7 separate regions of the Mus musculus genome follow, and regions 2, 3, 4, 5, 6 and 7 are each linked to region 1. A link is a loop called in an ENCODE intact Hi-C map of the cell type or tissue named here. Cell type or tissue: heart. All regions are shown on one strand. Links, peaks and the distances in the headings refer to the core of each region. The heading gives the core; the rest is flanking DNA.

Region 1 (4,405 bases), core at 256-4,255:
CTTTTATACGTTTCCTTGGTCACGGTGTCTTATCACAGCAATAGGAAAGTAACTAAGGTGGGTGGGAGGGCAGTTAGAGAAGCCTGGCTGCCAGCTGTTCCTTCCAAAGGAGCAAGAATGGAGCTGCGGGCTGGGGACCTTCCTCAAATCCAGGGAGATTTAGGAGTTTCTTTTCATTGGTTCATCTAAACTGTGGCTCCTTGGAGATAAGATCTCCACGACAGCCCAGGCACTGCCTGGAATTCCCATTAATCAAAGTCTGGGTACAAATGCAGACTAGTCAGCTCCCAGGGGAACTCACGGATCTTGCAGGATGGCGGGATTTTTTTTTGTGTGTGTGGTTTTGCGGAGGTTGTTGTTGTTGTTGTTTTTGGATCTTTTGTTTGTTTTTTGTTTTTTTCTCGTCCAATTTGCTTCCACTGAGCTGCTCCATTTTTCACCCAGCCCCTTCTCCTCTTTCATTTCTTTCCTTTTTATTTTTCAAATTTTAACGACCCATCCAATGAATTTCACTGAGACTGTTTACAGGAGGAATCATGGTTCCTTCATGAGAGTTACAACACTGAAGAACCCCTCCCCCCACTCAACTGTTAACTGCGTGTCAATCCTTAGGGAGGGGAGAGGATTTCTCACTGTGGATAAAAGAGAAATAATTACTTTGAAATGTCACGTTTACATACTTTACGTCGGGAGCTCTGGAGTTTAGTTGAGACCTGCTCGCAGAGCAACCTGGAGCTCTTAGTGGGTAGGGACAGGACAGGCGCCTCTCCTAACAGTTTCAGGTTGGGAGTGACAAGATTGAAAACAAATTTCTCCCAGAAGAGTTTTCACACTTTGCTAAATAAAACAGCTGCTGAGACTGGGAGGGAACGGCGGACGGGGGTTGGGGGTGGGTGGTGGGTGGTGGTGGTGGTGGCGGCGAGGGTGGTAGGGGGCGCAGAGTGGGGGAGCATTCCCAAATAGTTTCGGAGGATCAAGTGCTTAACTCTCTTCTAGGGTGGGCGGGGAGGGGGTTTTGGAGTGTCTCCTGTTTGAAGCTTTCAGGAGGCAAAAGGAAACAGATACTCTAAGGAAAAGGAGGTTCTCTCCTTGAAACCCAGCTATATTCCAGAGAGGGTGTGAAAAAAAAAAATCGCTTCACCGTAAATTTATCACCAGCCTCAGGTAAGATCGAAGCGTCATGTTCACCGTTCTACCTGCTGACCTCTCCACCTCTGTGAGCAAAAGGTTCCATCACTCATTTGTCATCAGATCGTGTGTGTGTGTGTGTGCGTGTGCGCGTGTGCGTGTGCGCGTGCGTGAGAGAGAGAGAGAGAGCATGCACATGCGCGCGCATGCATGCCTGCATGTGTGCATGTATGTGTGTTAACTTTCTTGCTTGCATTTATATGTATATCGGTGCTGAGGGATTTGAATTTGGGTTCTCATGCTTCATCAGAGCGCACTTTACCCACTAAGTCCTGAGCAGCCAACCCCATGAGATTTTTCTTGAGTAGAATGGCATTCATATAAGGCTGGAAATAGCATTGATTATCTGAGCCTGGTCATTGGGACTGCTATGAATTTGAAATAAACACATTCTTTGAAGTAACCTTTTGTTTACATTAGGCTCCAGGCTTACCACACTCCTAAATCGCTCAGTAAGTTGTTCTTTTTCTTTTCTTCTTGAGGCAGGCTCACATAGGCCAGATGTTGCAGACATTTGTTGGAGTGTAACCCCCTAGTTTATGCTGCCCGGGGAGCTCTTTTAGGTACTGAAAAAGTAGCTGTGGCAGTGAGAGACAAAAACAGTCAAGACAACAGTATGTAAGGCGTACTTGGAACCCGCGGGTGAGGACTGATGTCCCTGCTGGTCCTTCACCAGGCAGCAGCGGGAGAGAGGATGCCCGACCCTCTCTTTGCAGCAGCTTCCTCGGTTTCCATCGGCTCCAGAAAGCCGGCCACAGGTGGAGGGCTGGAGGGTTCTCCGCTCAGTCCATCCAATTGGTGCGCCTGGTGCCCGATGCCGCTGAGGAAACAGCCCTCAGCGCGGGTGTCCTCCCGCTGCTCGTGGGTCCCAGTGGGAGCCACCCCGCACCTCCGGGATGTGCGGTTCGGGAGGATCGTGTGCAATGACCAGCGGCCGCTGCGGGGCGCTGTAGCCCTGCGGACAGCCGGGTGGGGCGTGGCCCGAGGGGCGTGGCGTGGAGTATGGGGCGGGGCCGGCGGGGCCCTCAGGCATCCAGGCCACGCGCGGTGGAGCGTGGGGCGAGCGGCTGCGGGCAAGGAGCGCAGCGGCCCGCGAGCTCCGTGCGGAGCGGCCGGCCGGCGCGGGAGCGAAAGGTACTGGGCATAGTCGCCGGCTCCTGCGAGTGCTAGTAATCCTCCAGGAGCGCTCATGGGGACACTGGGAGGGGGCGTCGCTGGCAGGGGCGCGCTCCTTAGTGGCCGTCTGGCTCCGGGCGCTCTCGACGTCGCGCGTGTGGGGAAGTGCTTGCCCTGCAAACTCTTCCGCAGCCCAGGGCAAGGGCAGTTCCCACGGTCGTTTGGAGCACGGCTGGTCCCGCGGGGCCTTAGGGCCTTGTGCGCCGCCTTTCGGGCTCAGGATTCTCTTACTTGCCTAGGGCATTGAAATGTATCGCTTCCTGTAGATTTGGGGAGCTGGAGAGAAGGGGGATCATTATGGCTGATCCAAAAGGAGTTGTACTTTGTGAAGCTGGCCAAGAACGTTTCCCCCGAAGTGCATTGAGAGAATTCACGTGGTGGTAAGGTGTGTGTGTGTGTTTACCACTTTGATGGCATGAGACTGAGTTGTGAAACCACCAGTTAGGTGTGCGACTGGAAAACCCACGTCTTCAAGCCTTAATAGTTAGAGCTGTGAACTGAAAGCATCATACATAACCTTGAAGTTGACATCAGGCTTTATGGCGGGCATCGTTCCTGTGAGGCGAGGCTCTTGGCTGGTGGTAGCCATGTGTATTAAATTGATACTGATTGAATGTAATGGAAAGAACTTGGACAGTGACCAATCACACCCAGGTGCGAGGTTGTCCCAAGTGTTCAGATTGATACTGACTAACGGTTTCTCATCTTTAAAATATCTGTTACGTGAGTAGTTGGGATAATTAACTTCCTTTGTTACCCTGATTGTATACTTAGCATATGGTGAGTAAGTTTTGTTTTGTTTTATCCTGAGAATACAATGGCCAGAGGATGGCTCATCTGGCAGACTCTTGCCACCAGACAATTGGAGTTTGATTCGCAGAAGGTGTGACAAGGTGGAACTGACTCTCTCACCAGTCGTGGTGTCCTCTGACCTCTTCATGGGCTGAGGTTCATACACACACACACAACATAAATAAACTAGGAATTCATATTACAATTAGGAGGGGTTTCTGCCCTCTCAGCTTGAGGGAAGGAGCAGTCTGAGAAAAAAAATGAGGGAAAATTGGACACCAGACAACAGTTAGTTATAAATTGTTGAGAAGTCTAACCAAAGCTGATTTTTAAAATCAAAACCATCACAATAAAAATGCTAGCCCAAGGGGCTGGAGAGATGGCTCAGCAGTTAAGAGCATTGGCATCTCTTCCAGGGGACCCAGGGCCAGTTCTCAGCACCCACGTGGCAGCCCACAACTTCACAAATATCTGCAACTCCAGTTCTAGTGAACCCAACACCCTCACACAGCCATGCATGCAAAACACCAATGCACATCAGCTAGAATAAATAAATTATAAAAATGCCAGGCTGGGGGTCCATGCCTGTAATTCCAGCCCTCTGGAGGCTGAGGCAGGGTCATTAGTTTGAGGCTAGCCTGGGATACACAGCAAAATTCTGCCCTCAAAACAAAACACCCAGCCTTGTTTGTTAACTCCTTGTTTGACCTTGGTAGCTAGGACCAAATGTTAACCTTCGCATTCTCCTTAGCCCATCCGTGTTTCCAAAGCCGATATCTTCCATATGAAAGCCCAATAGCTTGTGCTATAACTCAGCTTAGCAACGTGGCACACAGCTAATTCCCAAAGTCCTCTGCTCCACCCAGACAGATTCTGGTGCCTTCTGTGAACTCTTGCTCAGAGAGATGGAATACAAGAATAGCTAGCAGGCACAAGTACCCCATTACCCAGCCGAGGAACCCTTCAGTTACCATCCCCACCCCTATCAAATCACTGCTCTGCGTGTCGTCTTAATTCCCCCTTTGCTTCACATTTCCACAACAATTTAGAGCATTCTCGAGTTAAAAGCAGGATATCAAGAGGAAAGCGGAAGCCAGGGAAAGCTTACAGTTTGAGCGGGAGACCGTGGTTTCCCTGTGGTGGACTCGGGCGTGTTCAGTCTGTGTAGAGAACTGTGTCTTCCCCTCACTTAGAGGCTTTAATTTTAAAAGCTTGCTTGAGTCCCTAAGAATTTGGAAAACAGTAATTT
Region 2 (4,405 bases), core at 86-4,085, 170 kb before region 1:
GTCCCTTTCCTGAGTATCCGGCCATCCTTCCTAGTCAGCTGGATGTAATTCTGCCCTAATTGCACATGCCTTGAGGTCTTGGGGAGGACAGAAATACTAATGTAACCTGTACTCTTCTGCCGTAATTGAGTGGCAGACACAGTGACAAATAAGGGAAAGATTTGACAGAATAGGATATGCCTGACTCTCAGAAGAGAGAGGAGAGGGAAGCTACTTAAGAGAGAGAGAAAAGAAGGAAGAAGGCAGTTTTACTGGGACAGACAGGTTATAGAGAAAGAACATGCTAGACACAGGTGAAGATAGAATAAGCCAGAGAATGAGAAGGAGCCAGAAGATTAGAACAAATTGCCAGAGTTAATATGAAGCCAAGCAGAGCAACTCAGTGAGAAGCTGAGAGAAGCCAGACTGAATCAGTCAGCTTGAAGATGCGTCTACATGAAGGACAGGCTCATAGCATCTGCGGAGATTTTATAATAAGGCCTCTTCTTCCACCAGGAGGCTCCCCTCCCAGAAATGAGAGGAGAGAGGCTTGTTATAGAACCCTTTCTGTGTTGGGCCCTGGCTGTTTTCTGCAATTACAAGAGCTCAGAAGGCTTTTGTTTTTGAGCCTCTCTACTGAGTCATATGGTCCACCAACTCACGCTGATATGTCATGGAAGGAGACAAAGTTATCACACAGCAGAGATGCCTGAACACCCATATGTATTGCGGCACTATCCACAGTAGCCACACGACACCAAGAGGTTCTAGTGGAATCAGGCATGTGGAATTCCATACGCAGTCAGCTTAAACTCCCATCAGTGCATCACAACTGGATAGCCTGGCACACAACTACACACATGCACACATATAGTAACTCAGCCATAAGTAAGAATGAAACCACGTGGTTTTCAGGAAAGGGGGTGGAACTAGAGATCAAGTTGAGCGAAATGAGACAAACTCAGAAGGACAATTGCCACGTGATAAGGAATCTAGATTTTAAAAAGAAAACATGAAAGTGTGAGAGAGATTTTAGGAAGAGCAAGAGAGCCAGGAGATGGGGGCAAGGGTGATGGAGCAGGAATATGATCAAAACGTGTTATGAATGTGTAGGAAAGTCACAATGAAACCCCTTATTTTAGGTGGATCCTCCGCTGGGCATGGCTGCTTGGGGAGGCAGAATGTGGAAAGTTTGACCAAGCTTACCCGACCCTGGGCTGTAGGGAAGCGCGGAGACGCCCTCCTGGGGCAGGAAAGCACAGTCTGAGATGCTGGAAAGTCTGAGTTGGTTCAGGGGTCTCCAGGCCTGCGATGAGGCCAGGGTCATGGGATTCTCAGACTCTTGGACATCCAGGTGCCTCTGGGAGTGGCAGACAAGAATGGAGTCAGGGTTTGAGGCCTGGGGACAACGTCTAGCCTGGGGCTGAAGAGATGGCTCAGTGATTAAGAGCACTGGCTGCTTTTCCAGAGGTCCTGAGTTCAATTCCCAGCAACCACATGGTGGCTCACAACCATCTGTAATGGGATCTGATGCCCTCTACTGATGTGTCTGCAGAGAGCAACAGTGTACACATATAAAATAAATCAGTCAGTGAAAGATTCTTCTGAGCCCTGGGTAAATACGTTTCTGTAAATAAGTCAGACCACTTTCCCCATTGTTCATCCTTGTCCCAAACATTTAAAGCTACTGTACAACACTGCTCTAAGGTGGCATCATTGAACATAATCTGCTGAGTTAATTCTTTACCCAGCACACTAACCTTCACCTAGCAACTGATTCCTGGCAATGTTAATGCCTCTCGAGTCCTATTGCATTGCTCCATAGCTCTTCTCTCCACCGTATCAACCATTGTAGTTGAGGGCCAGGTCGTAAGATGGCTGACATGAAATCTTTCCAATCTTTTGGAATTATACCATTTTGCATGGGCCAGTTATTAAGCATCTGTTTCACATAAGGTGATTGTATGCCATAAGCTACCATTGCCTCTTTAAATCTTTTTAGATCTAGCATCTCTATGGGCTTCTATCCAAAATCTTCACAGCCTTGTATGTTTCTCTCACCTGGAGCTGTCTTATTGTAGTTGAAAGAGAAAGAAAAAAGAAAGAAAGAAAGAAAGAAAGAAAGAAAGAAAGAAAGAAAGAGAAAGAAGAGAAGAGAAGAGAAGAGAAGAGAAGAGAAGAGAAGAGAAGAGAAGAGAAGAGAAGAGAAGAGAAGAGAAGAGAAGAGAAGAGAAGAGAAGAGAAGAGAAGAGAAGAGAAGAGAAAAAAGAAAAAAATCGTTGTTGGTCTTCTAATGGGACTAGACTGCCACCCTGAAATATCACCACTAGGTGGCAGCATAGGCTTTCGATTGGATTTCTCAGACCTAGCAAGACAATTCTTTTTCTGATTTGAAAAATCCTCTAATTTCTGTTTTATTGCTTTTAATCTAGCATTCCATCTCTCAGTTCTTTCCTTATTTAATTCTACTTTACTTTTATCTTTCTTAGAACGGACATAAAAAACTGCAATTATTACCAAACACATAATTAGATCTATGTTTATAATTAAAACAAACCTATACAGGGTCCAAACACCCTCTGACAGTGTTTTCCATTTATTTTTAACTCCTTCCCTACTCTTCCTTCAGAGACTTCACTTTATTATATTTAAACTTAGTATTTCTTTCTTTGACGGTCTATAGTTTCCTATTTTCAGTGTTTATGCACACTTACAAAATATTTCCAATTACTTCTCTTTTACCACTTTCAATCTTTGATAATTATTTCTGTACTTAAGTTTCTTTAAACTCTGTCCTCTGCAAATTGCCCGTTCCGAACATGCATTACTGATTCTGAGATCTTCAGCCTTTGTTTCTTTCTAGAAAGGTGCAGCTCCAGGTACGGGGCTCAGGGATGTGTTAGGTCCTGCCTGGGAGCCTGTGGTCTCCACCCACTGCACTTGCAGCAGCAGCTGGCCGGAGAAACTGCAGCGGCCAGGTGACCTATGCCCACCTGAGGCGCCAGCAACCGGCCAGACCAGAAGGGGCAGTTGCCTGAGCTGCACCATCTCCTTCTCTTGGTCTCTCCTAGGCTTTTGCAGTCGCCATGGCTCCACACTCTTGTGCCTGGATTCTCTCGTCTGGCTCCTGTGTCTGGAACTCGTGGCCTAAGCCTGAATCGAGTGCCTAAGTTTGGATTTTGTGCCCCACATTGGTGTGCTAAATATTGCGGTGTTTTCACGGACCTACTTACCTTTTAAATAAGTCAGAAGAGTTCTAGATAGTTTAAATCTTCAGGCCTTGCTGGGACAGAGTCGCAGCTAGCTTTTAACTTAACCTGACTTCCCGGCACTGTGTCCCCATCACAGGCCATCTCTTCACTTCCCTGATCCATCCCACTCTCCCGTCTGTTTCCTTCTAGTTTCCTGCCTCTGCCTGCCCAGAAGTTCTGCCCATTCTTTCTGCCCCAGCTATTGGCTGTCAGATCTTTATTATGACTAGTCAACCATAAGACAAGGCCGGGTCCATCTCTTGGGATTGCCTTTAGGCAGTGAGGGCTGTTTGACCTTCATCTTTGGGGTAGGTGTGGAAGAACAAGCATTTACAAATAGAAAACCCAGTAATGGGCCAAAGAAATGACAATACCAAAGCCCTGCCAGCACTTAGCTCTCAGCCAGTACAGAATTAACAACTGAAAATACAGAGACACATCTTAAAACAATGTGAAGAAAGGTCACTCCAACCTGTGCTGGTTTATTTCTTTGTTTGAGGGTGAGGCAGGGTCTCACTTGTAACCCTGGCTGTACTCACTGGCTGGGGACTCATGTGTAGACTAGGCTAGAGAGATGGCTCACCAGTTAAGAGTAACTACTGCTACAACTCTTTCAGGTGACCCAGGTTCAGTTCCTAGCACTTACGTGGTGGCGCACACAACTGCCTGTAACTCCAGTTCCAGAGGATGAACCAGGCTGACCTCATAACCACAGAGACCCACCCACCTCGGCATCCCAAGTGCCCAGATTAAAGGTATTGAGAGGACAATATAAGCCCCATTTGTCCCCATTTAAAGACCCCATTTTCTCCCATTTTGAGTACCAGACCTGATTTCAAAAAAGGCCTTAAGGCACCAACTTCAGGAATAGACCGTGAGTCCCAGAAACTAGGTCATAAGACACCAGCTCTAAAAACCGACCACAAAATCCAGAACAAGATCATAAAATCCTCTCCAAAGAACAGCCTGGGGACAACCACAAAAACAGGGAAATATCTTATCTCCAAGTGGGTCATCTGCGCTGGACAGCCCTACGTCATCACATGATTGCACGCTCATGACATAGGAATGTAGACCACTTATCACCTGTGACCCCCTAGCACCCACCAGTCGAAAGTTCAGATTACCTAATCCTTCTAGAGGGTTCCCCCAATTCCCTAGAAGAAGGCCTGCAT
Region 3 (4,405 bases), core at 91-4,090, 290 kb after region 1:
TAAGCCCATGGTAACAGCCCGAAATCAGTGCTTGGAAAACAGATGCAGAATAATGAGGAACTCAAGGTCATCCTTAGATATACAGCAAATTGGAGGCCAGGTTGGACTACGGGTAATCTTGTCTCAAAAAGTAAAGTTTTGCTGGGCGGTGGTGGTGCACACCTTTAATCCCAGCACTTAGGAGGCAGAGGCAGGCAGATTTCTGAGTTCGAGGCCAGCCTGGTCTACAGAGTGAGTTCCAGGGCAGCCAGGGCTACACAGAGAAACCCTGTCTCTTAAAACCAAAACCAAAACAAACAAAAAAACCATTTTCTCTCTAGAGTGCCTATTCATGCTGAGTCCACCTACAGCAATTTTGATAAGGGAGCCACACAGGACAGACATCCAGGAGATGTATCCCACTAGGTTTGGTTTTTCACATTCAATTTAGTATCAGAAAAGCCTTTTGAGCCAAGCTGGTCTTGACACCTGCCTTGAATCCTAGCAGTCTATGTAGAGGCCAACCTGGTCTACACAGTGAACTCGGAGACATACAGAGCTACATAATAGAGATGTTATCTCAAAAGGAAAAAACAAACAAGATGCCTTTTGGCTAAGGGTGTAATTCAGTGACAGAAAGTAGGTTCAACACCTCGGGAAAAACTCTCAGAATTTTCTCTGGCGAATTCTACAATGCTGCAAATGGCTCAGGTTCATTCATCTACAACAGTGACTTTCAACCTTCCTAATGCTACAATCCTTCAATACAGTTCCTCATTTTGTGGTAACCCCAAATCATAAAATTATTTTCGTTGCTAACTCATAACTGTAATTTTGCTACTGTTATGAATCGTAATGTAAATATGCTGGTCTTAGGCGACCCACAGGTTGCGAACCACTGGATGGGCTACACTGCTGTTGACTGCTAAAACAATGGAGTGTGTATGTACTTTATGCACTCTTGGCTGAGAGTTTTACAAAATTAAAATCACGTCTCTCTTGACTCAAGCTTACAGACAGAGCAGGTAAGGAAACTTAGAAAGAAATTAAAACGCAAAGTGAAAACTTGTCTAGTAAGGATGCTCAACTCAGGCAAAAGCCAATACGGCAAAGCTCTTGAAAACACATGACTCATTTGGTAAAAAAAATAAAAATAAAAAAAATAAAATTTAAAAAGTCTTTCATCTCCCAATTTAACTGTCTTGTTAAAACCTTCAGCTGTTTGTTATGAACGGTCACCGAAGAAGACGCGAACTCCCCGGGTGTAGAGACAAGATTTTTGCGTCTCCTCAGTGGTGTATTGAGACGCCCAGAAAAAATACTATGGATGTTCGTCAGTGGGCCAAAGGGTCAAAGTAAAGAAAAGCATCCTTAAAAGCATCCGAGGGGTGGGGAAAGGGAAGGAAAAGCACGTGTCTGGGGGGTGGGGAGGCGGACAGAAGCAGCCTCGCAGAAAAACCAACCGCGCCGATTCCTGAAGGGCATGAACTCCACCAGGGCCTGAGCGCCGGGCAGGGGGCGAGGAAATGGAAGCTGACCCCGAAAAACAAAGGCCCTTTCCCGGGACTCGGCGCTCCGCGACCCGGGCCCGCCTCCCTTCGCCCACGCTCACCGACTTGGCCAGGAACCTGTTCAGCTCGCCGCTGCTCTTCTCGTTCTTGGCGGCGATTAGCCGCAGCGGCCCGGATACCAGCTCCACAGAGAGGTGCTCCATAGTCTCCGGCCGCGGCCACGGGGCCGCGGGGTGACGGCCGAAAACCCACGACGGCAAGAAGACCCCCGAAAGCCGGCAAGCAGACACACACGTGGTGAAGGAATTCACGTTGCGTCATCAACCCGCGGCGGCGCGACTACTGCCACGCCCCCGTGGGCGGAAATGCGTCACTGCCGCGCCACTGCTAGTAGGAAGGGAAGCGGAAGTAGCTTTTGAGGTTAGCCGGTTGACTGATCCTTCTGAGAGTGAAATTCGCGTCGCCAAACGAGGAGCTGCCGGCGCGTGCGACCTAAGCGCACAGTGACTTACTCTGTATCAACACAGGTCCTGTGTGAAAGATAAGCGGATTCGCTGTCCAAGATTGTTGCCCATAAAAAGAGTGACCTTTTGAGAAAAATGGCCCTGAAGTATTCTTACAAATCCTGGAAATAATTGCTTAATTAAAAAAAGAGTAGGAGTTAGTGAGATGCCTTAGTCGGCTAAAAGCTCTTGTAATGCAAGCCTGATGCCCAGAGTTTGATTTGTGACCTCTATTTTACACCATGGCACGTGTGGGCCTTCACACACTTCGCGCATACTCCCCGTAGTAATAATGATTCCAGAAAGGCTGCGGAGTGCACAAAGTTAGAATTGTTAAGATGAAGGTCACGAACAAGTTAAACCTATAATGATGTCAAACAAAATATATTGAGAGGGATTGACAATAAAGAAGCCCATTACCAGCATAGTGCAGCTTACAACCATTTGTAACTCCATCTCTATGAGATAAAACGCCCTCTTCTGGCCTCTGTGGCATACATACATACATACATGTGGCACACAACACACACACCAGTTTTTGTTTTGTTTTGTTTTTTTGAGATAGGATTTCTTTGTAACCCTGGCTGTCCTGGAACTTGCTCTGTAGACAGGGCAGGCCTCTGACCTCAGAGATCCGCCTGCCTCTGCCTCCCCAGGGCTGGGATTGAAGGCGTGACTTTAACACCTGGCTGCTTTGCTTTTTGGTGGTGAGAACTGACTAGATGACTCAGCAGTTAAAAGATGCTTTCCCCTAAGTCTGGCAAACTGATTTCAATCTCTGAAACCCACCCAAAGAACTTGGATAAAAGTTTACTCTAAGTGCAGAGAAAGGAAGCTTCTTCCAGCTGTGGAGGCACTAACAATGAACACCCAGAAAGGCATTCAACCCCCAGAGCAGCAGCAGATTGGTATATTGTGGAAAGTGTCACACCAAAAATGAAATAAAATCCAGGGATCCAATCAGATGCAGAGGATATGGATACAGAATAAAGTACAAGAAAAGGACTAGCCGGCCAGTGGTGTATGCCTTTAATCCCAGCACTTGGAAGGCAGAGGCAGGCAGATTTCTGAGTTCAAGACCAGTCTGGTCTACAGAGTGAGTTCCAGGACAGCCGGGGTTACACAGAGAAACCCTATCTCAAAAAAACAGAAAAGAAGAGAAAAGAACTAAGATTGATGGTTTTTGATGCTCGATGAAACAGGGGATTCAGGAGTGTACACTCGTACACTTGCACCATTGACGTTTCTCTTTATTGTATAGCGTTTATCTTAGTTTACTTAATGACTACAGCTGCATACCTATGATTTCACTTTAGAAAGGCAATTGTATTTTAATACTTTGTATCAAGGAAAATTTGGTTCAAAAAGTTATTCTAGTACTTTACAAACTTTTAAGATGTTTTCTTACTGTCTTTAGATATCAGCACATATCTAGATGTAGTCTCTCATTTGGTACCATGTGGGTTTATTTCTATTTAAACTTTTTTGTCTATTATTTCAGTATCAGCACATTTCTTTCCTTTACTTTCTTTCTTTCTTTTCTTTTCTTTTCTTTTTTTTTTTTTTTTTTTTTTTTTTTTTTGTGGGAGGGAGACAGGGTTTCTCTACGTAGCCCTAACTGTCCTGGAACTCACTCTGTAGACCAGGCTGGCCTTGAACCCAGAAATCCACCTGCCTCTGCCTCCCAAGTGCTGAGATTAAAGGCATGTGCCACCACTGCCCGACATCTATTTCTGTCCTCTATATTTCTTAAATATGCTTTCCTTTTGGGTTCCTTTTGGGAGTTTCTTGACCTGATTTTTCAGCTTACTCATTCTTTAATTTTACTTTCTTTTTAAAAAGATTCATTGGGGGGAGGGTGGGAAATGCATTAGTTGTTAAGAGCATTTAACAATCAGAGGATCCAAGTTCTTAACTACTGAGTCATGTCTGGAGTCCCTCTATTCTTTCTCTGTCTCTCTTTTTCTTTTGAGACAGGATCTCACTATATATCCATGGTTGTCCTGGAACCTGATATATACAAGAGACTAGGCCCACATTTAGATTGCCTCTGCCTCTCAAATGTTAGGATTGAAAGTGTCCATCACAAGGTGTATGTGTGGACCTGCATTTTTTAGGTGCACAACCATGCAGAAGCCCATAGATGCCAGGAAGGGGCCTGGATCCCCTGGAACTGCAATTATAGGCAGTCACAAGTAGCCATGCTTTTGCTCTTTTGGTTTCTTGAGATAGGGTTTCTTTGTGTAGCCTTGCTGTCCTGGAACTAATTCTGTAGACCAGACTGGCTTTCAAATCAGAGATCTGCCTGGCTTTGCCTCCCAAGAACTGGGATTAAAAGCATGCAACACCACTGCTTGGTTCCTAAGCAGCCATCTACCTGCTGGGACCCATACCTGGGTCCTCTTCAAGAGT
Region 4 (4,405 bases), core at 293-4,292, 200 kb after region 1:
AATCTTCCATCAATTCTTTAGGTAAACAAAACCCCTTGGGGGAAAGAGTTAGCAAATGTTATAATCTGGCTGGAAATGCAGCAGATTTTTGACATTCTTTTCCCTCTCAGAACTGGCAGGGATCATGCAGTTTCACAGTTTTGAGATTTTAAGTAAGACTCTAACTTTGTAGACATCTGGTACACAGTTATGCTACATTGCCAAGACAAAAACCTGAATGAAATATAGCATCAGGATAGGTAGAATGGTTACTCTGGAGAGGGCTGAGCACATCTATGAACAGAGACAGGCTCAGTCACAGTCACAAGTAACAAAACTGATTCCTCTGGAAAGAAGCTTGAAAACAAACACTGAGAGTAACGCCTCTTAATAAGAAATTGTATTTAACAGAAAACATGCTATCGGTCAGGCCAAGGATAAAAATGTACTAAAAACTGAAGTTACTAATTATCAGAGGAGAGGCCCAAGAACACCACCACCATGACTGTGCTACAATGAAGCCACTTCCTAGAAACTCAGTGCTTAAAAAAATATTTATTTGCTTATTTTATGGATATGAATTCACTGTAGCTGTCTTTATTCACATCAGAATTGGGCATTGGAACCCATTACAGACGGTTGCGAGCTACCATGTGGTTGCTGAGAATTGAACTCTGGAAGACCTCTGGAAGAGTAGCCAGTGCTCTTAACAGCTGATCTATTTCTCCAGCACCTAAACTCAGTGCTTTCATTAAAATCTAAACCTACTACTGAAGTCCTGTGTCACATCCACACCAAAGGTCAGCACCATTCAGAAAGGCTGGATGATTCAGACACTCGGCACTCACTTTCTTTTTTTTTTTTTTTTTAAAGATTTATTTATTATATGCGAGGACACTGTAGCTGTCTTCAGATGTACCAGATGAGGGCATCCGATCTCATTACAGATGGTAGTGAGCCACCATGTGGTTGCTGGGATTTGAACTCAGGACGTCCGGAAGAGCAGTTGGTGCTCTTAACCGCTGAGCCATCTCTCCAGCTCCCGGCACTCACTTTCAAGGTGTGTACAGTTTTAGAAAGCTAGCTGGAAATGCTTAAGTATTTTCCTACTTAACTACACTATCATTATTTTCTAACATTCATTTATTTCTGTGTGTGTGTGTGTGTGTGTGTGTGTATGAAGGTAGTTGTGTATATGTCATGATGCATGAGTGGGGAAATGTGAGTTGGTTTCCCTCTTCAACCACATGGGTTTCAAGACTTAAAATTAGGCTGTCAGGCTTGGTGGCAAGTCCTTTCACCTGTCAGACTTGTTATTTTAAGAGGTGTTCAGCTATAGGCAGATGAATGTGTCCACATAGGAGTGGGATTCCCTTTGCAGAACACACCACTAGGTAGCTCTAATGTGGACAGCCACCATGCTGCCATGCCACTATGGAGCTCAGGCCAAGGCCCGTTAGCAGACACAGAGACGGCACCTCTACCACTGTACCTTATGTTTTCGTTATCCTTTGCACAGTTTTCTTCAAGAAGTATCAAGAAAGAAGATGGGCAAACCTGAAGACCAAGCCATCACTCAAAAGACACACACACTTATCTTCTGGATCTGAGACCTCGGGATAGCTTCCCACTCTCTAAGTTTAGGACTTTAGAGACTAAAAATGTTTAAGTGTTTACAAGTCCAGACTCCTATTCTGTTTTCTACGTCATTTATATTGTACTTAGTTGAAAAAGATCTCAGAATACTAAGGAAGAAATCAAAGAAAACCTTTTAAAGTCATGTGATGGTGTTGCTTGTAAAAATATCAGAAGTAGAGTCTGGGACTCAAGTTGGGACAGTGTCCAACTTGAGTCCAAGATCTGTACTTTCTACACTGCACCACGTCTGCTAGAGTTCACCAACTCTGAAGCAAAGGCGGGTCCACAAGCTACAGGCATGCTGCTTTCCACAGCAGCATATGTACCTTAATGAAAGAACAACTTTTTCCTCTTTAGCACCAGCAGCCCTTTTATCATTTAATCATAATCTGAGAGTTCAAGAAGACAGGGAGAAAGGCTAATTTAAGAGAAGGCAGCAGCCTTTAGATTGTCCCTTTGGTCAAGATGGGATTTGCTAGCTTTAAGATCTTACTGGAAACCTGTTTGGCAATCAGGTTCTAGAACAAGCCCTAAACCCACAAGGGACAGAGCACCTGCTGCTATTTCTGAGTCTATCATAAAAGCCCAGCAAGCCCTGGAAGAAGTGAAATGTCTGTGTGCGGTTCCATGGCATTCCACACTGACAGTCCTTACCTTCTGGGAGAGCTCTGTAAAGGTCTGGGCAAGCACAGAGAGCAGCTTTGCCGTGCTCCGGTGAGTGGCCAGCGATACGGTCAGGAAGAAGAGGACAAGGTCTGAGAAGCCACACAGGATGGGTATCAGGCGCACTAGCAAGCCACAGGACTGGCTGAAGACCTGAGACAAACAAATGCCAATCACTGTGCTTAAGAGGCCCTCCCTTTGGAGAGACGAGATGCTTTAGAACTAGATCTGCTACCGCTGCCACCGCCACGGCCACCACCACCTCTTCTGAGGCTGTATGTTACTGTGTAGCTCAGGCTGTCCTGAAGCTCACCAAGGAGCTCTGGTTGGCCTTAGACTAATGGTGATTCTCTTGCTTCAGCCTCCCAAGTCTGAACTATGATATCTTGCATTATTACTATTACTCTTAACTGCTTAGCTATCTCTTCAGTCTACCATTTTTTTAAAAAAAGAACTATTTATAAGTAAATTCTACCAATATACCAAAGTTGGGACTAGATGCAATGAAATAAAATGAGCCGCTTCTCTGGGCTAGTCAGTGTGACTACCGCTTCTTACTGATAGAGCTCACACCCAGGAGCATGGGATGGGGTGCGAACTGAGTCCAACACAGTAGGTGTTCTGGATGGCCAGCTCTTTTGCACCTATCGAGAGCAAATGTTCTGTCTTTTCAGAGCTTATCAATGACTAAAGCAAATCCAGTGAGCTAGCAGGCACTGGGTCTGCTAGGGGGTCCCCTCTCCTCACTTGGAGTGAGGTGAAGGACATTCTGCCAAGAACCTCTGGTTACCTTGTGCTTGGTTGTGTTGCCATCCTCACTGCAGGACTTGAGCCTCTCCAACAGCTCGGAGACAGAAGAAATGATTTTCTGGACGTGTAAAGTGCTCACACTCGCCCAGAAGTCGTCCTCTAAGAGCTTTGTTAGATGTCCTGGCTGCAGGCTCTTAAAACTTGCCTCTTCTTCTTTTCCCCCTAAACACACAAGCAGCAAAACTAACTTCTCAGATCTCTCCTCATGCAGCCTGTATCTAACTCTGTCTTTAGTTAGCCAGAGCCTAACTTAATTATAAAAGTTAGAACTACTGAGGTTATTTCTGCACAACTTTCAGACATACCATCCTCTTCTTGCAGTCTCTTGTCAACAGCACTGTCTTCTGCTTTCTTATTGTTTCTTTCTGCCAAGTTCTGGATGGTGCAGAGAATGGCCCGGATGGCAGTTTCTACTTGCTCTGAAAAGTCTTCAACAAAGCTTTCTTCCACCATCTGGTTTCCTAGTAAACAACATGGTACATAGCCAAGCCTAGCTCTCACTCCCTGTAATGTCTCTGGATCATGAGTAATACTCATGTGTTACTTTCCAAATGGCTGTTTAAGGAAAGTGTTCTATTATTTGCTATCCACTATGTCAATCTGTGCTGGATCCAAGGACAAAACCAGCAGCTTCCTTGCCTGCATAAACCTAAGAGCTTATCATTTTATATCACTGTTACCAAAAAAAAAAAAAAAAAAAAAGGTTTTTTAAAAAAAGCAACAATAGTTATGATGGAGTGTACAAACACCCGGTTTATTTCACATATTGGCCTTAGGCATTTGAGCTCAAGGAAAACTGCAATGGACGAGTGAGCCTCCGCTCCTCCAAGGAAGGCACAAACCTCCAACAGAGAGACCTGCACTTGATATCCCATCGCCTTAATTCTAAGTTCTCACCCTCTTGCTTGTGTGCAACGAACAGACGTGCTTTCCAGGCAGTGAAGTCATCGATGGCTTTGCTGACTTCTCCTCTTAGATAGTCCAGGCTTTCAACTAAGGCCATTCGTGAATCTGTTTGTTCAACCTCTATCCCTGGAAGAATGAACAAGGACGCTAGGCCTTGCAAATGAGCTGACACTTGGGACAGGCAATTCAGCCCAGAAGAGCAAACTTCAAAATCTTCCCTGCAACAGAAATATCACAATGTTGAAAGCCACACCTATTCCCCTCTCCCTCTAACAGCAGCAAACATGCTATGTCTCAAAGTTTACAGTTAGATATATGTCAAAGCACAATATGGGTTTGCTGAGTGACAGGATCAAGCACTATTCTTTTCATGATTCTAGTATAAGATATAAGTCTGTGCAAGCAAGAA
Region 5 (4,405 bases), core at 178-4,177, 180 kb after region 1:
AACTTTATCCTTAATTGCATACACCTTATTCCGTCCTATCCAACTCTGAGCTTAATCTAGCATATAAATATGTTCTAATTTGTAACTAGTGACTATCAACTATAAGCTCTAAAAAATGAGTTCAGCATGAATTTCAGAATAAATAATGAATAAAGAATTCAATCAATGACAGAACTCCATCTTTCTGTTTTTTTCCTATAGAGAATATGTTTTCAAGGTGACGGGGGTTAGAGGGACTCAGAAGATGGCTCATTGATAAATTGCTTCCTATGCAGCAGGAAGGCCTGACTTAGGATTGCCAGCACCCACATAAAAGTTAAGTGTGACAACACATGCCTATAATCCCAGGGTTGGAGAGCGGGAGGCAGAAGAAACCTGGGGTTTGATGGCCAGCCTTGCTGTGAGTTCCTGGTTCAGTGAAAGACCCTTTCTTTCTCAAAAAATAAATGAACAAATAAAGTAGAGTAGCCAAGGAAGACTTCCAAAGCCAACCTCATGCTTCCACACACACATGCATCTGCACACATTCATGAACACATATATATTCACTCGCAAACTAAAAACATAAGATAGCACAGAGAAATAAAAGAAACTGCAAGTAGCTCACCTGGACTGACGTTCTGGGATAACTTCTGGGCAGCTGCAAACATTTTGGCTACAGTTTCTAGAAACTAAACAGAACCAGCACAAATTAATACAACTACTTAAGCTCCCCTTTCTTTTCTTTTTTTTTTTAAAGATTTATTTATTATTATATGTAAGTACATTGTAGCTGTCTTCAGACACTCCAGAAGAGGAATCAGATCTTGTTACAGATGGTTGTGAGCCACCATGTGGTTGCTGGGATTTGAACTCTGGACCTTCAGAAGAGCAGTCAGTGCTCTTACCCACTGAGCCATCTCACCAGCCCAAGCTCCCCTTTCATAATGACAAGAGATTCCCATGGCTGCCGACCTCCTGTGCAGCATTTTCCACTCACACTGACACGCTTAAGGACAGACAGGAGTGTCACTGGCTAGTGGCTCTATCAGTGTTCTACAGAACACTCTCAAGGAAGACAAGACAATTATATGGACAGCCATCAACAAAACAGTTTCCTTCTTTCAAGTTAATAATTCTTTTGATTAAGACAGCAAGAACTAAGAACAGAAAGGCTGTCATTCCATCTTGTTCCGAAATCTCTAGCTTTACTACTCAAAGCTTTGTCTCTAGGCTTAATGAGCAACTGGGCCCACCTACCTGACCATTAGGATACCAGGCAATTAACTTTTTTCCCCCCAAATGTTTCAAGCTGCTCAACTGTGCTAAAGTCAATGATCTTTGAGGAACTGAGAAAAAGGAGTCACAGGGATGCCAAGGAAACTGTCCTAGTAACATTTAGGCTGAAGTAACTACTGTGTCTTGTTATGCTGCCTGTCCTAATTCTAGAATGCACCCAGGAGGTTCTAAAGATTAATGTCTCTTACTATCAGCTTTAGAATCAGTGCAAAACAAATCCTGACTTCATCAGGATACCTGAGCAATCTTAGTCTTCCTTTGCTGGAACGTGCAGAGCCGCAGAATATGAGTCCCTGAAGAATCATTAAACTGCTCGTGGAATGGGTGCAACAGCTTTACTGACTCTCCAAAGCTTGGAAAGAAAAAGGAGACAACACCATTTCTTCAGTCATGTGATCAAAACAGTTCAAGGTTGGGAACAGGATTTCCCTACTGTGATTAGAAGGCAACGTTAGAGCTAGGGTGGGTGTGGTGACCCATGTCTTTAACCCCAGGACTCAGGAGGCAGAGGCAGGCAGATCTCTGAGTTAGAGATCAGTCTGGTCTCCAAAGCAAGTTCCGGGACAGCCAAGGTCACACAGAGGAACCCTGCCTGAAGAAACAATCAAACAAAAACCAAAGGTGGTATGTGGGCGTGGAGAGGAGGCTTCAGCAGCTACGAGCCTCTCATTCAGAGAACCTAGGCTTGGACCCTACCACTCACTGGTGGCTCACATTACCTACAGTTCCATTTCTAGGGATCTAATGCCTCCTTTGGCTTCCAAGGGTATTGCACGCATGTGGTACACAGACACACAAAGGCAAAACATCCATACACATGAAGTAAAAAACACAACAAAAACAAACAACAAAACAAAATAAAAAACCTTGTAAAAGGCAACCTTACCTGCACACTGCAATCTGACCCACTTCTAGGAGGGTTAGAGCGTTACCAATCACGGCCAAAGACTCAAATGCAAGCTATAAAAACCAAAGAAGAGTTTAAGGACTCAAAACTCCCCTAAATCAGTTTGCTTCACAACTTCCCAGAAAACATTATATTTGTATGTCATACAACCGACGCAGGCTGGAGTCTTCTTGGACCCTCTCCTGTGTTTAGCTGCTTGAACCCGAGAGCAATACAGGAATGGTTTTCTCCACATACTATGTATGTAACAATAGTGGTACTGAGAAATCTGTTCCAGAAAAGCCAATTTTCCTTTCTTTCCACCGCAGAGCCCACATAAAATCTTTAATATGTAACTAAAATTAAAAGAGCGTGAGCTAACTCTCATGTGGTAGAGTCAGACTAGAAAACTTGAGTTACAAATTTTATTACCAGAACTATTCCAATTTCTGATCTCCAGTCAACTTCACAAAGAACCTCAAGAGATTTAAAAGTCAAAGTAGTCAATTCTAAAGTTTTACACAGAGACAGAACATTAAAGACATGACAAATGAAAAACTGGACAAGATCTCTAATTAGCCTTTGTAAATGAGATAATTTTCTTAGATTTTTTCATTCCTCAGATCAAACCTCTGTCTTTAAACAAGTCTATCAGTATTATTAGGCTGTCTGTAGAAAAGACAAGGGAATGAATGCAATGAAAAACAAACAACCAACCCCCCAAACCAAAAAACAAAACCACAAACTTGGTTTTAAAAACAAATTCCTCTTCATTTTTTAATACTTTCCAATTTCTGGGTCAGAATTGATTTAAACAATTCTTTTATCATCTATATCAGTAAATCAACCCAACATAGTGCCCACATATGAGGGGCATGCTGAACTGTGAGAAAATTATAAGAAAATTTTTACTACCATTTGCATAAATGACAGCAGTTTTAGAACAAATTGGTTTAAAAAAAGCATTAACCTAGGTATTTTATATTTAATTTATATTTAATTTAGTCTTCATCACTGAGGTAAGTACTGTTATAATCCTCTTTTTTTTTTTTTTTAAAAGAAAGTGAAAGCCGGGTGTGGTGGCGTACACCTTTAATCCCAGCACTTGGGAGGCAGAGGCAGGTGGATTTCTGAGTTTGAGGCCAGCCTGGTCTACAAAATGAGTTTCAAGACAGCCAGGGCTATACAGAGAAACCCTGTCTCGAAAAAACAAAAAAAAAAAAAAAAAAAAAAAAAGTGAAACTGACAATAAATAAGCTGTCCAAAGTTATGGGGAGATGGAATGTGAACTGGACTCAGGGCGCATTCTAGCCTCTTCCAGGAGAGGTCAGCTGCTGGCTTATGCCAAATAAAAATCACTGTAAAAAAAAAAAAAAACCCAGCACCCCCTAGAAACCAGTTTCAGGAATGCCATGACATGCAATGTTAAACCCCCTTTCTGGATGGAGCCATCAATCCTTCCTGCCAGCTCTACTGAGCCAGCCCGAGGACCCGAGCCTGCTGCTTCTCCCCTTACCTGCTTGGTGTGGTTGTCTACCATGCTTGAGGAGTCATCGATAGCCAGACAAATCTGATACTGCCGTTTACTGGGCTTGGTCCTACGAAGCCAAATCCTGTCTTTTCGAAACTGACTGGCAATGTATGGAATGATCTTCCGCATGTTCAGTCGTTTCCCTGTTCGATAGTCTCCTCTGTTACAGGAACCAATGGGAGCAAAGATGAACACAGGCTCATGCCTCAGAATTTTAAGACAAAATCACATTATTAAAAACTTAATAATTAATTAAAAGCCAGGGTCAGGAAACTATTCCTGGCAAAATGATGACATCCAATGCAGACTGTAATTAGCACCTTCTGTCAGCCAGAGCACCTCAGATCTGACTGTAATAACTAAGCTTTTCCAGAATAGCTAAAACACATCTACAGAATTACAGAGTAATTTTTTCTGTATTAAATACACAAAGCCTCATATGCTTTCCCTTTTCTGTTCTCAACCACGACTCTGACCAAATCGTTGTGGTTCTGACCCTAGTTGAGTAACACGCCATAAGCACAGGAAACAGTACCACATCTGTGGCTGTTCCCACACAGCAGAATGTAAGCCACCTTCATGTAGTACTTCCTCATCTCACACACACGCGCGCGCGCGCACACACACACACACACACACACACACACACACACACACAGAGTTCCTACTTACAGCTAATGGGGGACCGTAGCAGACACAATAGTGCCCAG
Region 6 (4,405 bases), core at 267-4,266, 150 kb after region 1:
ATTCATCATTTCATGAGGATGTTAGGTGCAGGAGCTGAACTGCCCACCCAGTGCTCCCTCTTCTTGGTGTTCTTAGCTATTTCCACTAAAGCTCCGCGAGACCTCAGTCTTATGGTTATCAAACCATGTCACACCTGAAGAAAGTCACTTCAGAACTCTGAAGGACAAAGCAGGTTATTCAAGCAAGATCTAGCGCTGTTTCTAGCCAGTTCTTAACCTTCCTAATGCTGTGACCCTTTAATACAGCTCTAATTTTATGGTGACCCACAACTGTAAAAATTTTGTTACTTCATAACTGTAATATTGCTGTTATGAATCATAAATACCTAATACTAGACCCCCGTGAAAGAGTTGTTTGGCCCCAAAGGGGTCATGACCCACAGCAAGAGAATCACTTTTCTAGGGCAGTACACTGCCAGTCCTGCATCTGACTTTGTAACAGCTTGTGATCACATCACAACATACACTCATTTTGGTTTGTGTGCCACAGTGCCTGTGTGGAGGTCGGAGGGCAACTTTCTGGAGTGGTTTTTTTTTTTTTTCCACGATATGAGTGTCACAGGGACCAAACTTCTGTCCTTGGCAGCAAGAGTCTTCATGAGGAGCTATCTTTACCAGCCCTGTCCTCATTGCCTTTCTAAGAATTGCTAACTAGTCGTCTGTTTTTCAAAGGGGCTGCCATTTCACCTTCCCTCTGAGCAATTGAGGATTCCAACCTCTCATCTTGACATTAGTTCACGTTTAATTATTACAGCCACGGACTGTAGTGGAAATATTAACACGCTTCACTTATATTCTTGATCAGAGTGATTATCACCTTTTTGGGTGCTCTATGACAGTGGCTCGGAGCCTGTGCAAAACACATGAAAAATCTTCCAGTTACGAGTTGGCTAAGGCAAGCGTCCTTTCTAGTTCCTTTAGCTGCATATTGCCTTGGGTTATCATCATTCGGATTGTATCCTGTGGAGGAAAGGACAATCTAGTCATTGTTTTACCAGCTTAACCACGGCAAAGTTCTATTATTGTATCTGGTACAGTCAAGAACCAACAGTGGCTGTTACAGGTTGTAGCTGTGGGCTTACCAATGCCCAAGGCACTACATTCAATCCTGTCACCAAAAGGCACTCCCCCCATCCACCCCCCCCCCCCAAAAAAAAACAGTAGTGTGAAGTGGAAAGCTGGACGCTAGGCTACACAATACAAAGCCAGATGTGCTGCAAAACAAATGTAAAATACCCAGTGGGCAGTGAGCAAATTCTCTGTGGCATATTCCAAGGTGTTCGCTAAACTTCACAAGCTCAGTGATACAATGGGACAAAGGAGCCGTGGCCCCAGCGTGGTCTTGCTCTCACCTCTTCTGTGGCACTTTTGTTTCTTTTAAATTCTTCCCTGGCCCAATCCTGAAGGTATTTTCGGTCAGAATCACTTGGAACTTGCCTAATCGCTCGCAAAATCTTTCTGTAGAGGAGGAGAACTTGCTGCCTTCTCATGAACTGCTCAAGGGAAGGAGAAAGACAAGTTACCACAAACCAGCCGGCTCCACTCAGCAAGCAGAAATAGCCCTTTGGTCCTCGCTAGCAAACAGAACAAGAGAGAATCCTTGCGGACCGGCGGGCGGGCGGCTTGCGAGGGCGGGGCACGCCTAGCAGCTCCGCCCTCGGGAGGCTGAGGCTGTCGGCCGAGGCCCGCGGTGGCCGCGGCGAGCCAGGTCGCAGGGGGAGCGCGACCACACAGGACACCTCCGCGGGGCTGAGAGATCAGCAGTACCTGCTTCAGCGTCAGGGCTGCGGGAGGCAAGCGGGATGCCGCCATGTTGCCCACGGAAGCTGCTGCGGCTCAGGAGCGGAAGTGGCCCTCGGGCACCCTGGTCACGGAAGCGGAAGGAGGAGACGGATGCGCGAGTCCTGGGTTTTCCGCGGAGAACCCAGGAGCTCGGTCGCTTTTACGGGAGGGGAGAAAATGTGTGCCTTTTGAGCACCCTTGCTGTGTATAACTGAGAAGACCGCCATTATGCTGGCAAATTCCGTTTGCATCCTGGAAGCTTCTCTTTTTCTCTACACTTTATCCTACAGCACGCAGGTCGCCTCGATCGTTGCGACTCCGTGCGCTTTCCCTACTCGTGTGCCCTCTCGCTTTTTTGTTTTTGTCCCCCACATCACATACCCAGAAGTCAGGTTATTGAATCTGCTTCTCGTGTTTTGTTTTGGTTTTTCAATTTTTCTCTAACATGGGACGTTGGGGATCAAACCTGTATCATCAGGTTTGGGGCAAAGCACCTTTAATGTCTGAGCCATTTCAATGGCCCTTGGATAATTTCTTTATATAGAGAGCTTTAACTCTACATTAACATATTTGTTTCTTTTTTTGGTTTTTCGAGACAGGGTTTCTCTGTGTAGCCCTGGCTGTCCTGGAACTCGCTCTGTAGACCAGGCTGACCTCAAACTCAGAAATCCGCCTGCCTCTGCCTCCCAAGTGCTGGGATTAAAGGCGTGCGCCACCATGCCCGGCTAACATATTTGTTTCTTTTGAGACTTTACAATATTGTCTTCTACTCACAGCTGTTGTAAAAGTGTATTATTATGATCAGTTTTATATTTACTCCACGTAAGTTATTTTCATTTATGACACACTATGGATCTAAGTTCTTTTCCAGCCACTAGACTAAAAATTCAAGATCATTTATTAAATAATTCATGACTTTCTCAGGTCATTGTAGTAATCTTTTTGAATGCAGGGTCTTTTATTGTCTAAATAATTCGATCAGTCTTGTTTTATCTCGGCCAGGTATCAAGCTATAAATTTTGCTTTTTATGTTGTTGTTCTGGCAGATCCAGTAGTTTCTTGTTAGGATATTTTCTATGACCCTTGGAAAGGCACTGAGCTAATTTCCACATCACCTGGGGATATTTATAAGATTCATAATTAGTGCTGGGTCTAAATTGGGCACCGAGAACAGGTATTTTGTACATTCTTTTCTCTACACTCATGTTAGCCACAGGCAATGTTGTCATATAGATATATACTCCCTGTCTCAAAGATTTATACTTTGAGTAGGAAAGCTTTGAAGGTCAATGCAGTGTTACTTAATTGACTGAGAGTAGGTTCTTGCCTCAAATAACTCTCAGCGCCAAAGCTCAGCGTACAGTCTTTTTAAAGACAAAAGACGCAATGCCATCATTGTCAGGTGTAAGTCAGGAATATGGTAGTATTTGTTTTGACTACACAACCAGAAGATATTTTGATTATGTATCTGAGGCCATGGAAAGTCCCAAATGTGTTGCCATAATGGATGTGACGATTCAAGGGGTTTAAGGGACTAAATATGTGCCTGAGCCAACACAAAGCAGGGTAAGATCGGGACAAAAAGACATTACCTTAGTCACTTCATTTCTCACTTCTTTTAGTGACTTTTATTTTAATTTTATTTTTTAAAATGTGTTTATTTTATATATATGAGTACACTGTAGTCATCTTCAGACACACCAGAAGAGGGCATCGGATCCCATTACAGATGGTTGGAAGTCACCATGTGGTTGCTGGGATTTGAACTCAGGACCTTTGGAAGAGCAGTCAGTGCTCTTAAACGCTGAGCCATCTCTCCAGCCCCTTTTTAGTGGCTTTTAAATATTTGATTTCTCAGAGGGAGCAGGTACTGGTTCTTCAGAATCCTTAGACCTACAAGGAGGATACAAGGACTGGGGCTGGAGAGATGGCTCAGCAGTTAAGAGCACTGACTGCTCTTCCGAAGGTCCTGAGTTCAATTCCCAGCAACCACATGGTGACTCAGAATGGTCTGTAATGACATCTGATGCCCTCTTATGATGTTTCTGAAAAGAATGGCAGTGTACTCATAAAATAAATTTTTTAAAAAAGGCTTTAAAAAGTTATCATTTTCGGGAGGCAGAGGCAGGCGGATTTCTGAGTTTGAGGCCAGCCTGGTCTACAAAGTGAGTTCCAGGACAGCCAGGGCTATACAGAGAAACCCTGTCTCAACCCCCCACCCCCACCCCCACCCCCCGCCAAAAAAAAAAAAAAAGAGTTATTATTTGTAAGAGCCAACTGACATTTAGATGCATAGTTAGGAGTAACTTCATGAATAAATCAGATAATTTTTTAGAAAGCTATTACTTTTAGATACAGCCATTGGGGCTAGCCCCATAGGACCATGAGTGACCAATATGACCATGGGTCTAAATGGGGGAAGGAACATCATGATTTCCAACTCCACATCTCTGCTTAGTTTCAGATGGGTGAGCCCAACTGGATTCCAGCTTTGTAGCCAGAGCAGAGTTGGAGAGCCAGTCCCTGTAAGTCTCTGGAAGATGCGACTGCTCTGGGTGGGCCTTCACAGTCTCGGTCTTCTCAGGTGGTGGTGGTCTCTCTACCAATGAAAGACCCCACCATA
Region 7 (4,405 bases), core at 226-4,225, 360 kb after region 1:
AGAGTCCTTAGAAAGAGCAGCCAGTGATTTAAGCCACTGAGCACTACTATCCCAAGCCCAACCTTTTAAAGTATATATTCCATGCCTGGTCCTCAAGGCTCATTCCTTCCCCCTCATGTAACTGTAAAGTCATTCTGGTTCATCTCCATGTTTTCAATCAGATTAAAGGGTTCAAAAAGGTTAAGTAATGTCCTCCACAGCTAAAGGTCCCCCAAGATGAAATGTTAATTGGTCCAAACCCAGACAAGGCTATGTAAGGGTCAGGATCCCCCAGGGAGCCATGCTCTGTCCTCTGTGAGAGTTAGAAGCCCTGGAAAAAATGATGATTGATTTATTATACAACCCTGCTTAACCAGCTTGTGAACGCTTTAAGGATAAGGTTTGTGCACTCTTTTTTTTTAAGCTTTATTTATTTTATTATATGTAAGTACACTGTAGCTGTATCCAGACACACCAGAAGAGGGGGTCAGATCTCATTATGAGCAACCATGTGGTTGCTGGGAATTGAACTCAGGACCTTCGGAAGAGCAGTCAGTGCTCTTAACCTCTGAGCCATCTCTCCAGCCCCGGTTTATGCACTCCTAAGGCAGGATGCACGGTGTGTTGCGTAGTATTGGTTGAACTAACATGCTTATATATCCATACCGTGCTGACTAGTTTCATGTCAGTTTGACGCAAGTTAGAGTCAAAGTGAAAGAGGAAACCTCAGTTGAGAAAATGCCTCTGCCAGACTGGCCTGTGGGCAAGCTTGTGGCATATTTTCTTGATTGATGATTGATGTGGGAGGGGCCTAGCTTACTGTGGGCTGGGTTGCCCCTGGGCTTGGTGGTTCTGAGTGCTATAGGGAAGCAGGCTGGGAAAGCCTTGAGGAGCAAGCCAGGAAACAGCACTCCTTGACTTCTGCAGGAGCTGCTGCCTCCAGGTTCCTGCCTTGAGTTCCTGCAATGATGGACTGTGGTGTGGAAGTGTGAGCAAAGCGAACCCTCTCCCTCCCAGCTTTCTCTGGTCATGGTGTCTGATCAAAACAGTAGAAACCCTAGGCACCGGCAATACCTTACCCACCACTTCCAGTTCCATATCCTTTTTCCATTGTCCTATCAGGTTAGCAGGTTGATTATGAGACCTCCTTTACAGGGATTTCGCTGTACAAATTAAAGACAGAGTTTAAGTGCCCAGTGAGAAGCACAGTACATCCAGTGAACCCCTGCACCGGTGTCAGGAGGGTTCCAGCCACTGCTTTGGGTCAAGGCTCAGTGCTTTAGAGAGGCACACATCTTTGTGTGGTAAGCGTCAAAACTAGCCATGGGGACAAGCAAGACATCTTGCTGGCTGGCGAGGCTGCTCTGTGGTAATTCTGTGTCAGGATCTGCAGAGTATGAGGTGCATGAGACAGGAAGTGAAATGCTATTGAGGGAACTGAAGGGAAGGATGCTTGCTTACGGAAAGGTGTGGCTTTCTCTCTCTGGGTTTGAGTGTATCATGCTTACTAACAACAGGAAGGTAAAGGGGCTCACTTGGTGGAGGATTATAGGAGCCTATTCCTGCCCAGGACGCCATCATCAGCTGCTCTTAACAAAAAGCTCAACTAGAACCTTGGTTATGCATCCTTTCCAGGGGAAGGGTCTTGGGTCAGACATTCTAAATGGGGTTTTAAAGAACTTTATTTCCAGATGTTGGAGAGATGGCTCAGTGGTTAAGAGCACTGACTACTCTTCCAGAAGTCCAGAGTTCAATTCCCAGCTACCACATGGTGGCTCACACCACCTGTAATGGGATCCGATGCCCTCTTCTGGTGGGTCTGAAGACAGCTACAGTGTACTCATATAAATAAATAAATAAGCAAATAAGAAGGTAAATAAATAAATCTTAAAAACAACAACAACAAAAACGCAGTAAGAATCGCCACAGGACCCGATGGAGGAGGGCATTTTCATTATGTCTAGAATCAGATGTGAATTACATGGAGAAGCACATTTGAGGCAGAGAAGGGGCACAGCAAAGCTTGGGAACTTCTGTAGGATGGAGCAATTGGCAAGGTTTATTCTGCCACAGAAGCAAATGGCTAAGGACGGAGATGAAGATGGCTGCCAGCTCTCCATGACCAAGTTTCCCCCAGAAAAGACTGAAATATTAAGCAAAGGTAGTCTGCTTCTTAAATTTAAAACGATCTGACCATGATGATTTAGTGCAGCTTACAGCACACGAGGAAGCCCTCCTTAACTCATTAGGGACCTATGATAGAAATTGTGGCGGATGGGACATTACTTGCGGGACCTAGGATTACATAGGTATCAGGTACCTCCGTTACTCACGGTGGAGCATGCCTGCCCTCTGCTGGTAGTTCCCGTCTCTTTCCTTGCAGCATGAGCTCGGTGTTATTCACATTTAGTCTACCCACAATGTGGTATGTCCATTTCCCACTCCATAGAAACGGAAGACACTGGCTACTGAACACATCTTTCTAGCTTAAGGTTTTTTTTTTTTTTTTTTTTTTTGCCCCTGACCACAACACTCAGCTTCTGTCCCTTGTAACTCATCTCACATGATAGTGGTTTGGTGTTATACTCTCTTTACTTTCGCCTAAGTTGTTGATGGCAGTTACACTAGGTTCCCACCCTGGTTGTAATCCTGTATGTTCATGTGAGCCTGCTTCAGCCTCTGGAGTAACTGGACCTAGGCATGTGCCACTACACCTGGCCTTTTATCTATTTCGTCATCTCTTCTTTTGTAGCTGTAGATCCATCTATGGTTAAAAACACAATGTTCTTTACCCACGGCAACAAGCTGCATAGCTACAGTGGAATATTGAAACTGGAAATGGCTCTAATATTTGATATCTAATCTCATGTGCAACGGGGATTTTGTTTAAAAACTTAAGATTAAAACCAGCATGGTTCAATTCTTCAGATTTCTAATCAGATTAACCAGGGAGCAGGGAAGGGTCCAAGCTAATGTCTGTAGAGAAGCATTGCTCGAGGCTGTCTGTGCCGCAGTGTGACGCAAGGATTGGGGAGCTTTGACCATGTAGAATGATAGGCCTTTATTTCATCAACAGAAATGGCGTCTAGACAAAATTCAGTAAACACTAGCAATTCAATTGAATGAAACTTTTTTTTTTTTGCACAATAGTGTATTTACAACGAGTAAATGAAGTCTCAATTCATTAATCCATAGCAATGCTTTTTCCCAAAAAGGTAAAAATTCTTAGTTACAGAGAATAAGCATCAACAGCCATCTCAATATCTTTACAAGAAAAACCACAAGAAAAAACCACAAGAAAAACCACAATCACTTAGGAAAAAAATAAGGCCAAGCGTAAGAACTTGTACAATGATGCGCTGAATTAAGTTACATTAATCGCATAGAATCTGTGTAAAAAGTATGTAGAAAAACACCTGATGTAACCTGTTACAGTCGTTGACCAGTTATGAGAGGTACGGAGGGTTATACAGGTAGATATGTGTGAAAACTGTCCGTATTGTTCAGCTGGGGAGGAGAGGAGGGGCCGCAGCCCCTTGCATACACTGAGAAGACCCTGTTTTGCATATGGCCTCTGGAGTTCGTAAGGCATAGATTGGAGGTGCACTTGCATCAGACTGGTTCTGGAACAAACTCTCACAGGCCCTCTTGCCTTGAATGGCTCACCGTGTCTAACGAGTACCCGAGGCTCCCAAACGCATCTGCAATCTTCCTGATAATTTGTGACAAGTGCCAGGCTCTTGTGTCAGAGTGTGAATGGGCATCCCAGCGTTGCCACAGCCAAAATACACTGTTATGACCCGAGTGGAGGCCAACTCTTTGTCCCTAGAGACATGTTTGGTAGAAGTTTAGCACCCATCTTTAGGAAAACCCATATATATATATATTTTTGTTCAAGTCCCTTCACTCTTTTCTGATATAGGTGTCTGATCATTTCCATGGGAGCGTTTGGCACTGAATGTGAGTCTACCTGAAATGAGTGGTCTTGAATACACTTCCATGAATAGCCATTGTTTTATCTGAGGTCAATAAACTGGAATGAAAATGACAGCCAAGAGTTTATCCATTGCTTGAGAGAGAAACGCATACACCATGCCACAACATTAAACCAAAGCTATAAAAGTTGGGCCTCTGCGACCAAGTGGGATATTCTCCACGAAATGGCAGCATCATTTCCTATTACAATTAAAATGCACTAATAATTCACTTGTTATAAATATGATCTCCCAGGGTGGAGTGTAGGAAAATACTATACAATTACTTTGCAAGTAATGTTTTTGCACCATCATTTGAATAATTTACCTTTGATCTGCTATGACGAGTCTCTTCAATGTACAAGTACTATTTGCACACACTACTTATGCACAAATATATCCTATGCTACAGCATCAGTCTTTGACACTTGGGTCGTGAGATGGCTCGGGCA

The links. Hi-C counts contacts between places; a loop is a spot of excess contacts. Peaks named below come from ENCODE experiments on the same cell type or tissue, not always from the same donor. Only the 100,000 strongest peaks of a DNase experiment are listed, where the experiment ranks them.
Region 2: a loop joins it to region 1, with 4 times the contacts of the local background. A loop is called at or near these places in 15 of 42 quality-filtered maps.
Region 3: it touches region 1 in a loop (2.8-fold over the local background); 3 of 42 quality-filtered maps call a loop at or near these places.
Region 4: a loop joins it to region 1, with 2.7 times the contacts of the local background. A loop is called at or near these places in 18 of 42 quality-filtered maps.
Region 5: it touches region 1 in a loop (3-fold over the local background); 26 of 42 quality-filtered maps call a loop at or near these places.
Region 6: it touches region 1 in a loop (8-fold over the local background); 10 of 42 quality-filtered maps call a loop at or near these places.
Region 7: it touches region 1 in a loop (5-fold over the local background); 5 of 42 quality-filtered maps call a loop at or near these places.

The regions. Positions count from the first base shown.
Region 1 is chr4:32,948,664-32,953,068 of GRCm38, reverse strand. Ankrd6 (ankyrin repeat domain 6) reads left to right here and starts at 2,243. Exons shown (of 16, transcript NM_001012451.1): 1 at 2,243-2,322. In heart, for the core only: a CTCF peak has its summit at 2,109; a DNase peak (open chromatin) is centred at 2,248; H3K4me3 peaks cover 2,933 bases; H3K27ac peaks cover 1,159 bases; H3K27me3 peaks cover 353 bases.
Region 2 is chr4:33,117,225-33,121,629 of GRCm38, reverse strand. No RefSeq gene overlaps it. Among named protein-coding and RNA genes, the nearest start is that of Gabrr1, 13 kb to the left of the region's middle. In heart, for the core only: a CTCF peak has its summit at 2,311 (motif pointing right); no DNase peak of the experiment used is centred there; H3K27me3 peaks cover 233 bases.
Region 3 is chr4:32,654,539-32,658,943 of GRCm38, reverse strand. It overlaps Mdn1 (midasin AAA ATPase 1), which reads right to left and starts at 1,825. Exons shown (of 102, transcript NM_001081392.1): 1 at 1,592-1,825. The coding sequence starts at 1,693. In heart, for the core only: no CTCF peak of the experiment used is centred there; a DNase peak (open chromatin) is centred at 1,843; H3K4me3 peaks cover 2,214 bases; H3K27ac peaks cover 1,167 bases.
Region 4 is chr4:32,750,059-32,754,463 of GRCm38, reverse strand. Mdn1 (midasin AAA ATPase 1) reads right to left here. Exons shown (of 102, transcript NM_001081392.1): 80 at 3,988-4,214; 81 at 3,396-3,551; 82 at 3,071-3,237; 83 at 2,272-2,433; 84 at 1-34. Among named protein-coding and RNA genes, the nearest start is that of Lyrm2, 48 kb to the left of the region's middle. In heart, for the core only: no CTCF peak of the experiment used is centred there; no DNase peak of the experiment used is centred there.
Region 5 is chr4:32,768,103-32,772,507 of GRCm38, reverse strand. Mdn1 (midasin AAA ATPase 1) reads right to left here. Exons shown (of 102, transcript NM_001081392.1): 97 at 3,681-3,855; 98 at 2,165-2,238; 99 at 1,516-1,630; 100 at 608-671. Among named protein-coding and RNA genes, the nearest start is that of Lyrm2, 30 kb to the left of the region's middle. In heart, for the core only: a CTCF peak has its summit at 2,046; no DNase peak of the experiment used is centred there.
Region 6 is chr4:32,797,698-32,802,102 of GRCm38, reverse strand. Lyrm2 (LYR motif containing 2) reads right to left here and starts at 1,844. Exons shown (of 3, transcript NM_175364.4): 1 at 1,768-1,844; 2 at 1,353-1,493; 3 at 1-960. The coding sequence starts at 1,812. The coding sequence ends at 880. In heart, for the core only: no CTCF peak of the experiment used is centred there; a DNase peak (open chromatin) is centred at 1,772; H3K4me3 peaks cover 1,962 bases; H3K27ac peaks cover 1,554 bases.
Region 7 is chr4:32,584,725-32,589,129 of GRCm38, reverse strand. It overlaps Bach2 (BTB and CNC homology, basic leucine zipper transcription factor 2), which reads right to left. Exons shown (of 5, transcript NM_001109661.1): 5 at 3,022-4,405. Among named protein-coding and RNA genes, the nearest start is that of Bach2os, 15 kb to the right of the region's middle. In heart, for the core only: a CTCF peak has its summit at 2,336 (motif pointing left); no DNase peak of the experiment used is centred there.